Linked DNA regions of Homo sapiens: region 2 is linked to region 1. Evidence: chromatin loops called from intact Hi-C (ENCODE). Cell type or tissue: heart right ventricle. All regions are shown on one strand.

The links. Hi-C counts contacts between places; a loop is a spot of excess contacts. Peaks named below come from ENCODE experiments on the same cell type or tissue, not always from the same donor. Only the 100,000 strongest peaks of a DNase experiment are listed, where the experiment ranks them.
Region 2: it touches region 1 in a loop (5-fold over the local background); 49 of 110 quality-filtered maps call a loop at or near these places.

What each region holds. Positions count from the first base shown.
Region 1 is chr15:57,143,837-57,148,836 of GRCh38, forward strand. All of the region lies in intron 5 of TCF12 (transcription factor 12), which reads left to right. Among named protein-coding and RNA genes, the nearest start is that of SNORD13D, 130 kb to the right of the region's middle. In heart right ventricle, a CTCF peak has its summit at 2,747 (motif pointing right); no DNase peak of the experiment used is centred here; H3K4me3 peaks cover 1,013 bases; H3K27ac peaks cover 2,381 bases.
Region 2 is chr15:57,520,428-57,525,427 of GRCh38, forward strand. CGNL1 (cingulin like 1) reads left to right here. Exons shown (of 19, transcript NM_032866.5): 11 at 3,062-3,214; 12 at 4,154-4,324. Among named protein-coding and RNA genes, the nearest start is that of GCOM1, 69 kb to the right of the region's middle. In heart right ventricle, no CTCF peak of the experiment used is centred here; no DNase peak of the experiment used is centred here; H3K27ac peaks cover 1,110 bases.

The DNA of each region.
Region 1 (5,000 bases):
AGGATAATAGATTGGAGATAGGCTACTTTGTGACAGTGTCTCTCTGGGTGTGGTGCTTACTTCTGTCTCCAGTAAGAGAGATTAGAGTTGCTCCTGGGGAGGGTTTTTTTGACAATTGAGTTCTTTTAGGAGGCTCTGCTTTTAGGCAGATAAGGATTTCAGAAACTGAAATGCCTTCAGCACAAAATAATTCTTATGCCAAAGTGTAATATTTTAGGATAGCATATCCTGATCCACCTTCACATGCACTGGGAAACTTCTATTAGTTTTTGAACAGTGGAGTGTAATGAAGATGATGTTCTTGTATGGATAGATGGGAGCAAAGAGAAACTAGAGGCAGGGGTATCAGTTGGGAGCCAAATGCTTATGTGTTCATCCACAGGAATCTAAACTGAGATGGTGATTGTTATGGGCAGAAAGAAAGGGATAGATACGAGGCACATTCTAAGGATTATCTTTTGGAATTTGTTCACTCTTAAAATGAAAGTGACAGAAAGAGAAATAGATGATGCGTAGTACAAATAAGTTCACATTCTGGACCAGAACAGGGCGTATTCCTGAACTTACTTGAAAATAATTTGATGACATCTTACTGTTTAATGTAAATGCTTTTAATGTAAACAAGTAGCATTTAATTACATAAATTACTTAGAGTTCTTACACTTTATAGGCTTTCTTTTCTTATACTTGTGTTCCTAAACTTGTGACCGTTTTGTACTGATGATTGGGTAAGTCAAATCATCAAATGACGTAACTTCGTTTGTTTTTCCCTCTCTTTTTGAGACAGCTTCTCACTCTGTAATCCAGGCTGGAGTGTGGTGGCACGAGCTCAGCTCACTGCAACCTCCGCCTCCTGAGCCCAAGTGATCCTCCCACCTCAGTCTCCCAAGTAGCTGGGACTACAGTCACACATCATCATGCCCAGCTAACTTTTTTGAATTTTTTTGTAGAGATAGGGTTTTGCCATGTTGCCTAGGGTGGTCTTAAACTCCTGAGCACTAGAGATCCACCTGCCTCAACCTCCCAAAGTGCTGGGATTACAAGCATGAGCTGCCATACCTGGCAGACCTAACTTCTTTGTGCACATGTTATATGGGTTACTTCACATGCATGAATTCTTTTAAAGATTTTAGCTTATCTGTAAGGAATATACTATATACTATGAGCATTTAAAAATACTTTTCCTGTATCAAATACAATGTTTATTGTAGAAAATCAAAATATGGATGAGCCAAAAGAAAATAAGAACATCCCTTATTTAAGAACATTTAAACATCTTAATAAGAACATTTCCATATGCCCAGGGCTACTGTGCTGCTTTAGTCTTCTGCTCTAAAGTTATTCTGCAGGGTATTCTGTCCATAGCTAATATTGGGAGAAAGGCAATCTAATTAAGCTTATTTACATTAATGAGTATTGGTAATGTGTTACAGTACAGAGAACCTAGGATTTGGAATCAGAACCTGAATCTTAGCAGTGTGCTCAGCCTTCACTACATTTATGACCTTTGGTAATTTAGTTGACCTCAATGATTCTCATTTATAAATGATTTCTCATTTATAAAATGGGAATAATAAAACTTGATTATCAGGGGATTGGTGAGTGTGAAATAAGATAGAAAATGCACAGTAAATGTAGTTTGAAATATGTAAAAAAAAAATGTGTACTAGGGATCATTGATAATGAGTGATGGACTTCTAATTCTTACATTATTTGCTTTTTGAAGTTTCTTGGTCACCCATATTGACCACAGATTGATAGAATCTTAGCTGTTCATTTAAAAAATATATTTTAGAGAATGAAAAAGGGAAAAAGAGTTGGTGTAGGAGTCACTTTGGTAAGCACGCTGACATAGCCTCAGTTTATATACTCAGGGATGCCTTCCTAGAGCTGTTCCTGATTCTCTCTTTCTTTGAATCCACCTGATCTCTAAAAGCTAACTCTATGCCCAAAGGTCAGTCAGCCTCTCCTTATGCTACTCTGCTCCTGCTGCGTGATAGTTGAGGGTAGGAAGGCTTTTGAGTTTAGAGCAGCGTTTCTGAAGCTTTATTGCTTATAAGAATCATCCAAGGATCTTGCTATAAAATGCAAGTTCTAGTTCAGATCATCTGGTATGGTACCCGAGATTCTGAATTTTTACAAACTTCATGGCCTTGCCTCTGATCTGAATATTACACTTTGAGTGGAGTTAAAAAACATGAATGATGTTTTTTATGTGACTTTTTATTTCTAAAGCTATTTGTAACTTAGGGTATTACTCATATTGTTATTACATATACCCTTTAAGATTTCATGTTAATTTCTTCTATTTAATACAGTCTTGTTCTCTGTGTAAAGCCTCAAACTCATTAGTTGCCCCAGGGTAATAATGAGGGTAACCAGTACTAGCATAAAGTGGTTACACAGGAGAACCAATACCAAAGGAAAATGTAACTGATAGTAGCAAGGTTTTTCTTTCATTCTTAAAACTTTGTCAACATCTCTCACTAATAGTAAATTAAATGTGAAATTTAAAATGAAATTACTAGATATACAAATTTGTTACATTTTCACCATGTTACAGAGTATTCATGTAAAAATCACTTATATTTAATAGCCAGTGTATTCATATTGTTTTAAATTAGGATTTTGTCTTAGGAGAGTTATCAAGTTCTATTTATTTCTGTGATACAAAAAATATTCAAATTTATATTATAGAACTCTAAGGAAATGAATACCGGATTTAGTCAAGGCAGAAATACCAAGACACAAGGGGGCACTGTCTTACCATAATCTGACTGATTTTAATTTAGCTTTTTGTTTGCTGTGAATGTCTTTCGTTTCCAAAATTCTGTCTTCTTTGTAGTTAATCATGAAAGCTTAAATATTATACATTCCTCTAAAGCTGTAATACTTAAATCAACTGAGCTTTCAGATTTCACAAATCAAATGTGCTCTTAGCAACATTTGGGAACCTTTCATTGTATTTGGCGTGAAATTGGGAAGAGTGGATGATAATTAGAGATGGTGTAACACACTGTTAGTGTTTAGGTCTGCGGTGGGGAAAATCACTGTAAAAATAATTCAGTTGATTTGGAGAAATATAGTGCCTCTGTTAGGCAGAAATGAGTTGGGATAAAGATTGAACTGTTATAAGCTGCAGCTGCATTTGCCATAAAATACCAAGTTGGTGCTGATGAATGTTTTGTTTTTATTGTCATGGAAACTTGGAGCTGGAGAATGGATATTCTATTCATTTGGGAAAATAGCAGTGCCTTGCATAAAACATAAGGGCCTTCCAAAGCAGTTCCTTAAATAGATATTGGCTGAATATAATCCAAAAAGTTGAGGAAGTAAAAGTGAAATAAATGCAATCATTTCTGGATCACTTCTTCCATTCTCAGTACTAACAATGTAACTATATATTCAGTTATTAAGCTTATTACTTCTAGAAAGTTTAATTCCAGTAAGCATGGTATTTGTTTAACATCAGTGTAATAGTTATCTAACCCTTTAGAGCTATCTTTATATTTATTTCCTTAGTTGTAAGATATCTTTTGGGAACTCTAAACCTATATCCTATTAAACAACTACTTCTGATCCCCAAATAGTTTGTTTTTTAAATTAATCCTGCTTATCTGCTATAATCTTTCATTGAAATATTTTAAAGCATTTTATACTTTTTTTAAAGCTTTACCCAAAATAAACTCTTACCATAAAAGCACTAAGTGAGATCTTTGCATGTTCTAGGGAAAAAAAACAGAAAGTATAAAATAAAAAACCTATAAAGGTGCAGTTAAATCCTTGTGCATATTTTATAAAATTATGAATGGAAAGAGACAGTCACAGGAACAGAAAATGCAAAGGAGTTTTGGGTTCAGTTATCACATATGTGATAATAGCAAAATACAAATATGGAAAATGATAGTAAAATGTAGATAAAGTGACAATACAAATTAAAGCAGAGTTCCTAAACTTTATAATAGGAAAAGGGGAAATTGTGAGTTATAATGGTTTTACCAAAGGTTACTGGCCAAGTTTCATTATCTCTGCAAGGGAAACTAGACTTTTTTTTTTTTTTTTTAAACAAAGTCTTGCTCTTCTGCCCAGGCTGGAGTGCAGTGGTGTGGTCATAGCTCATTTCAGCCTCCAAATCCTGGACTCAACAATCCTCTCACCTCAGCCTTCGAATAGCTGGGAGTACAGGTGCACGTCACCATGCCCTGCTAATTTTTTTTTATTATTATTTGTAGAGACACGATCGCACTATGTTGCCCAGGCTGGTGTCAAACTCCTGGGCTCAAGCCATCCTCCCACCTTGGCCTTCCAAAGTGCTGGGATTACAGGTGTGAGCCACTTTACCAGGTCGATTTTTGTTAACAGTATAATAAAAAGAAAGAAAGAAAGAAAGGCTAGAGTGGGGTTATTTTAGATAGTTTAGTCAGAGAACCCTTCTCTGAGGAAATAATATTTGAATAAATGCAAATGCACCTGTAGTCCCAGCTGTTTGAAGGCTGAACCCAGGGTTTGGAGGCTGGAATGAGCTATGATCACACCACTGCACTCCAGCCTGGGCAGCAGAGGAAGACTTTGTTTAAAAAAAAAAAAAAATTGTCTAGTTTCCCTCACAGACTTAATGCTGTGACAAAAGAACAATTCATACAGAGGGGCTAACAAGCCAAACCAGCAGCCTTCAGTGGGAGGGAACTTGGAAAGTTGGAATGTTCAAGGAAAATGACAAAATACAAGTTTACAAAAATTGTTTTTTCAAAAAATGCTCAAATGGCCAGGCACAGTGGCTCATGCCTGTATTCCCAACACTTGGGAGGCTGAGGTGGGTGGATCACTTGAGTCTAGGAGTTCGAGACCAGCCTGGGTGACGTGGCAAAAAAAAAAAAAAAAAATACAAAATTTAGCTGGGCATGGTGGTGTGCACCTGTGGTCCCAGCTACTCAGGAGGTTGAGGTGAGAGGATAGCTTGAGCCTGGAGGTAGAGGTTGCAGTGAGCCAGGACTGTGCCA
Region 2 (5,000 bases), 380 kb after region 1:
AATAGATTTCTTTACATAGTAGCTGAAGACGCTGGTAAATTTATGTCTGATTTACCATGACTCAGTTAAAAAGTAGCAGAGGGGCATAAAGATGCTGTTCTTGGTTAGCTCAATGCCCTACCGCTTGCTTCAGGACTGTGTTGCTGTCTAGGGCTACTGGAACTGCACTTAAGGCAAGGCATCTATGTTTCTATTTTAAAGTGCCTTCTGCAGATGGGGAAGTAAAGAAGCCTTTGCTGGAGAAACCACAGTTCTTTCCTTCAGGAGGGGATAACAGTGCATACATTATTCCTAGGGCTTTCCCTCCCACCCCATTGGACTTTTGAGTATTGAGACAACCAAGGAAAAAGGGCCCAAGGCTTGCACTGTTGCAGCCCACAGACACTGAGTGGCAGGGACTCCAAGAAGACCAACTTCCTTCTGGTTAAGCTGCCCATTCCTTGACACCCATAGGCTCACCTGCAACTTGTTTGTCATTAATATGAGCCAATTGGGACCTCAATCATAGGGTAAAATCTGCGTCTGTTGACAGATAATGGTCCCTGAGCTCAAGGACACTCACCCTACATCTACCCGTGTTGCGCCTCAGATTCTCCAACCTGATATATTTTCCCTAAATTTTCATCTCATTATTCATTGATGAGCTTGTATTCCTGGCCTCGGAAATAGAGTCTCTGTAGCTACAGAGCGTTTCACTCCTGATACTGTCCACATGAAGGGTCGGAAAAATGCAAAGTTGCCATGTTTGCTTTTTTTCATGTGAATTTGGGACGTTTTCTCAGCAGTGACCTATTGGAACATATGTCTTGAATTATGGAGGAGGAAGACCGTTGTTCTAAACAGTGTTTCTAAACCTTAGTACATGTTAGAATTATCTGGGGAGCTTTCAAATGCAAATGATTATGGGCCCCATGCTAAGAAAAATTGTGATTCCATCAGAAAAAGCTAGAATCTATATTTTAAGTACAGACACCCCATCCTTGCTTGGTGATTCTAACATAAGAAGCCTTGGGATCACTTTTGGGGATAGGCATTCATTTTTAATAGCTAAGTGTTTATCATATGCCTAATAGTGAACATACCCAGATAGACAGAAAGTCTCTCCCTTGCCTTTACGGAGCTTACTACCTTGCAAAAGAGGCAAGCATATAAGAAATAATTTAAAAATAATGTAGCAAATCTATTCTTCTAGGCAATGTGTGTGTGCTGGGGTGGCAGGTGTTGGCAGGCCCTAGGCCCAGAGTGGTGAGTCTGTGGTGTCTTTTGTGGTTCAGGAGAAAGAGCCAGGCAGCCCTGCCTGAGCCAAGAGTGGAGCAGAAATGCATGCACGAACCACATGGAGGCTGAGTAGAGCTGGGTTGGCTTGTCTGCTGCCTGGAGCCCTTGGGATTGGGGTCTAAGAGGAGGAGAAAGGCTGGGGGATTCCTTTGGGGAGGGGGTTGAGTTGGATCCTGAAGGTTCTACAGGAAGCCATTGGGGGCCCTCTGTATTTGTTGTTTTCACAGATTGACGTTTTTTGGGACATGTGTTTTGAGGGTTTTGTCCCATACCATACCTCACTGGTTCTATAACTCCTCCTCACCCTTTGCCCCAACACTGCTAAATCATCGATCAACAGAAACCCCAGGTTTGACCCTGCTTCTGGTGGGTGCCCAGCAGCAGCTGTGCTGGAGCACACTACTGCTAATTCCCCCCCACACTGAACTTCTGATTACCTTTCTTTTTGCCACCATCTTTTCCCCAGCAGCTTTTGTTAACCTTGGTTCTCTGCAGCAATTAACTTCAGCAGGTCGGCCACGTTGGCTGCTTCTCAAAGTGCAGCCAGCCCAACAGAGCCCAGGGACCGGAAGGCCGCTATGGGTCGTGTTTTAGCCCCACATCACATGGTTGGCAGAGCAGATCTGTTCCTATGCTCTGCAAACCAGGAGAGTCCGAAGTGATTTGGAATGTTTTCAAGATCCTGAGTTACTGCCTGTGGCAGCAGCTTGTAAACTGTTAAGCACTGTACAAATATAAACCATTGTTCTTGTGCAGTCACTGCAGGGACACAAGACTGGGTAGGCCCTGAGCTGTTTCTGTAGTGGCCCAGTCAGCCCTCGGTGCCTGACAACGTTTTCGAGATGATCCAGTCTGTGTTTGAGTCAGGTTGCTCTGTTCCGAGTTGTGCGTCTTCTTATTATCCTTGTACCTATGGCCCTAATGCTTAGCCATTTAAAGAAGCCACCATAACTTTCCTATAATATTTTAGGATTTTATTCTGGAGTTGCATGTTGTTTACATAAAGAACATAAGTCTGTGTGACTTTGTGAGATGAGAGCCTCAGGGGAACTAAGGGGAGTATTGCACTCAAGATAGTTGTATTTTATGGTAGGCACTAGTATTTGGTGCTGATTCAATCAACAACCACCTACCTGGCTAGTATTTTATCTGAGTAGTGTCTCTTCCATTTAACACCTTCTGTTCATCAAGTTCACCAACCTGTGTGTTTCCAAATTCCTTTTTGCCTGTGTCTGAGTCCAATTCATGGATTTTGTTGATGACAACTGCCTTTACCCAAATGGACCTTTGTTCTGTGGGGTAGTGTTCTCTTAGCGATTCATTTTTAGTTATTCTAACTGTAAGAACCATCTGCATAGCATAGTAAATACTGGAACATTAGGTGTGATGCTGTGTGTCACAGGATATAAATTGCCAAGTAGGTTTAGATTGTTGTAATGTATAACTTGACCTCGAATTTCAAGCATGAACATTCAGGTTTTCAGACACCATCCTGAATTCCCACCACCAGCAGCCTTGGCCATGTATTTCTGTAGCACGTTGTTTGTCTGCCCCTTCATTCCTGTGGATGTTTTTGGGTAAGTCAACTTTCCTATTTGGTCCTTGAATTTCAGAACCAACAATGCCCTTCTATCTCTGACAGCTTTATTTTGATCTTCTTCCTCATCACGGATTTAACAGATCTGATTGCTTTGCAGTGTGACTATGAAGTTCCCTGTGCCACCCGTTCCTGTGGCTACCTGGTTAGTAGGTGACAGCACTGTCCTTTCCCTGCCATTTGCAGGGAAATCTGAGTCAGACTACCCAGGAGCAGAAGCAGTTGTCTGAGAAGCTCAAAGAGGAGAGTGAGCAGAAGGAGCAGCTAAGAAGGTTGAAGAACGAGATGGAGAATGAGCGGTGGCACCTGGGCAAAACCATTGAGAAACTGCAGAAGGAGGTGAGGGGCTGGAGGAGGAAAGAGGAAGTAGGGCCAGATGTCTTTGTTGGACCCAGTCCCCTCTGAGGGTCTGGTGAAAGCCTGGGAAACCTGCAGTAGGTCTAAGCACAAAAGTGTCAGGGATTTGCAGATCCCAAGAGGCAGCTCTTTGGATTTGTTGAAAAGATAGACACTGGTCTAGAAAACATTAATGCCAGTACCCTCTGGATTCTGGGCACCAGAATCACCTCTTAACAGTTAGTAGAAGAAGGCTGTGTGTCAGTGCAGATGGAACCAATGTTGAGTGAATCAGAATCGACATCTCTGTGCAGAGTCTCTACCTTTGCATCTCTATTGCTTGTCCAGGAGTGTGAAAGGCAGCTTCAGAGCTCAGTAGCTGCTGCTCTTTCTCTTTATGTCTGCCCCACCATACCCAGAAGGGGTAAAGGCACAAAGCTGGCAGGCTTTCTGTATTCTGGGAGTTGACACGAGTGTCTGCTGTTTTCTGACATGTATTATGTACCAGGCACTTTACTAACTATTTTGTTTCTAACTAGAATTTTATCTGTATCTGCTGATAAAATTTTATCTGTATCTGTGGATACTAATTCTGACAACAACCCTGTAAGGTAGATATGATTTCGGTGTTTCCAGTGTGGACATGGCCAGGGCCCAGAGAGGTTAACGACGTGCCCCAGTCATGTACTGGTAAGTGGCACAGCAGCCCTAGGACCCTGAGGCTGTGTGCCTGGCTCCAAAGGACGTGCCTGCTCACTCCTCCATGCTGCTTCCAAGTCACAGGTGCCCACACCTGGCTGACTCAGGATCAGGTGCTGGGCCATCTTTGAGGGGGCCATAGAAGAAAGGGAGAAGAGGAGATGTGCTGTGTGTTGAAATGGGACCCAGACCCTGGTCTCAGAGCATCCCAGGGTGGGCTCACACCCGTGTCACTTCTTCTAGATGGCAGACATTGTTGAGGCCTCCCGTACCTCAACCCTGGAGCTCCAGAACCAGCTGGATGAGTATAAGGAGAAAAACCGCAGGGAGCTCGCAGAAATGCAAAGACAGTTGAAGGAGAAAACGCTGGAGGCAGAAAAGTCCCGACTGACAGCCATGAAAATGCAGGATGAGGTAATGCCTGGCCAGATAAGTTCTTCCTTTATCCCTTATTCAAAGTATCCTTTGCCCTGAAAGTCTTCTGTGAGGGACTTGGGGGTAGATTCGTGAGACAGCTTTGGTGCTTGACTCTTCATTCTTCACCTTCTGGATGGGTTCCGTGGGCAAATGGCATTCTGGAGCACAAAGGACCCACCGGCGGACTGTGAGGCTAAATGGACACAGCTTTAACCTGACCATTTTCTTGATGAATCTATAATTTTTTGCCTAAAATGTTTAGCTGCCATTTATGGAGCAGCCATGATGTGCCCAGCTGTGTCCAGATGATTTATTTATATGCTTTCATGTTTTAATTTAATCCTAGAATAGGGATTACAGTAACTGACTGTTTTTTGGCCATTGATTTTTGAAAATACAGACTTTTATTGGCATGAGGGTGGCGGACAAGAGTTTCACAACAACAATAATGGCGAGTAAAAGAAATCCTCAGGAATTTATGAGTATTGAAATGATTAAAACATTCGTTTTATATTTAAGAATAATTGAGCAAAGAAACCCAAATGCTAGCTCCCTTCAGGCTTGGCCTCTCAAGAACTGAGAAAAAGAAAGGGGATGTTTTTGATTGTTTTAATGGAAAGCCGGAGGCTTCAAAATGTAAGCACAGCCTATGCTGATTTCTAGCTATACCTCT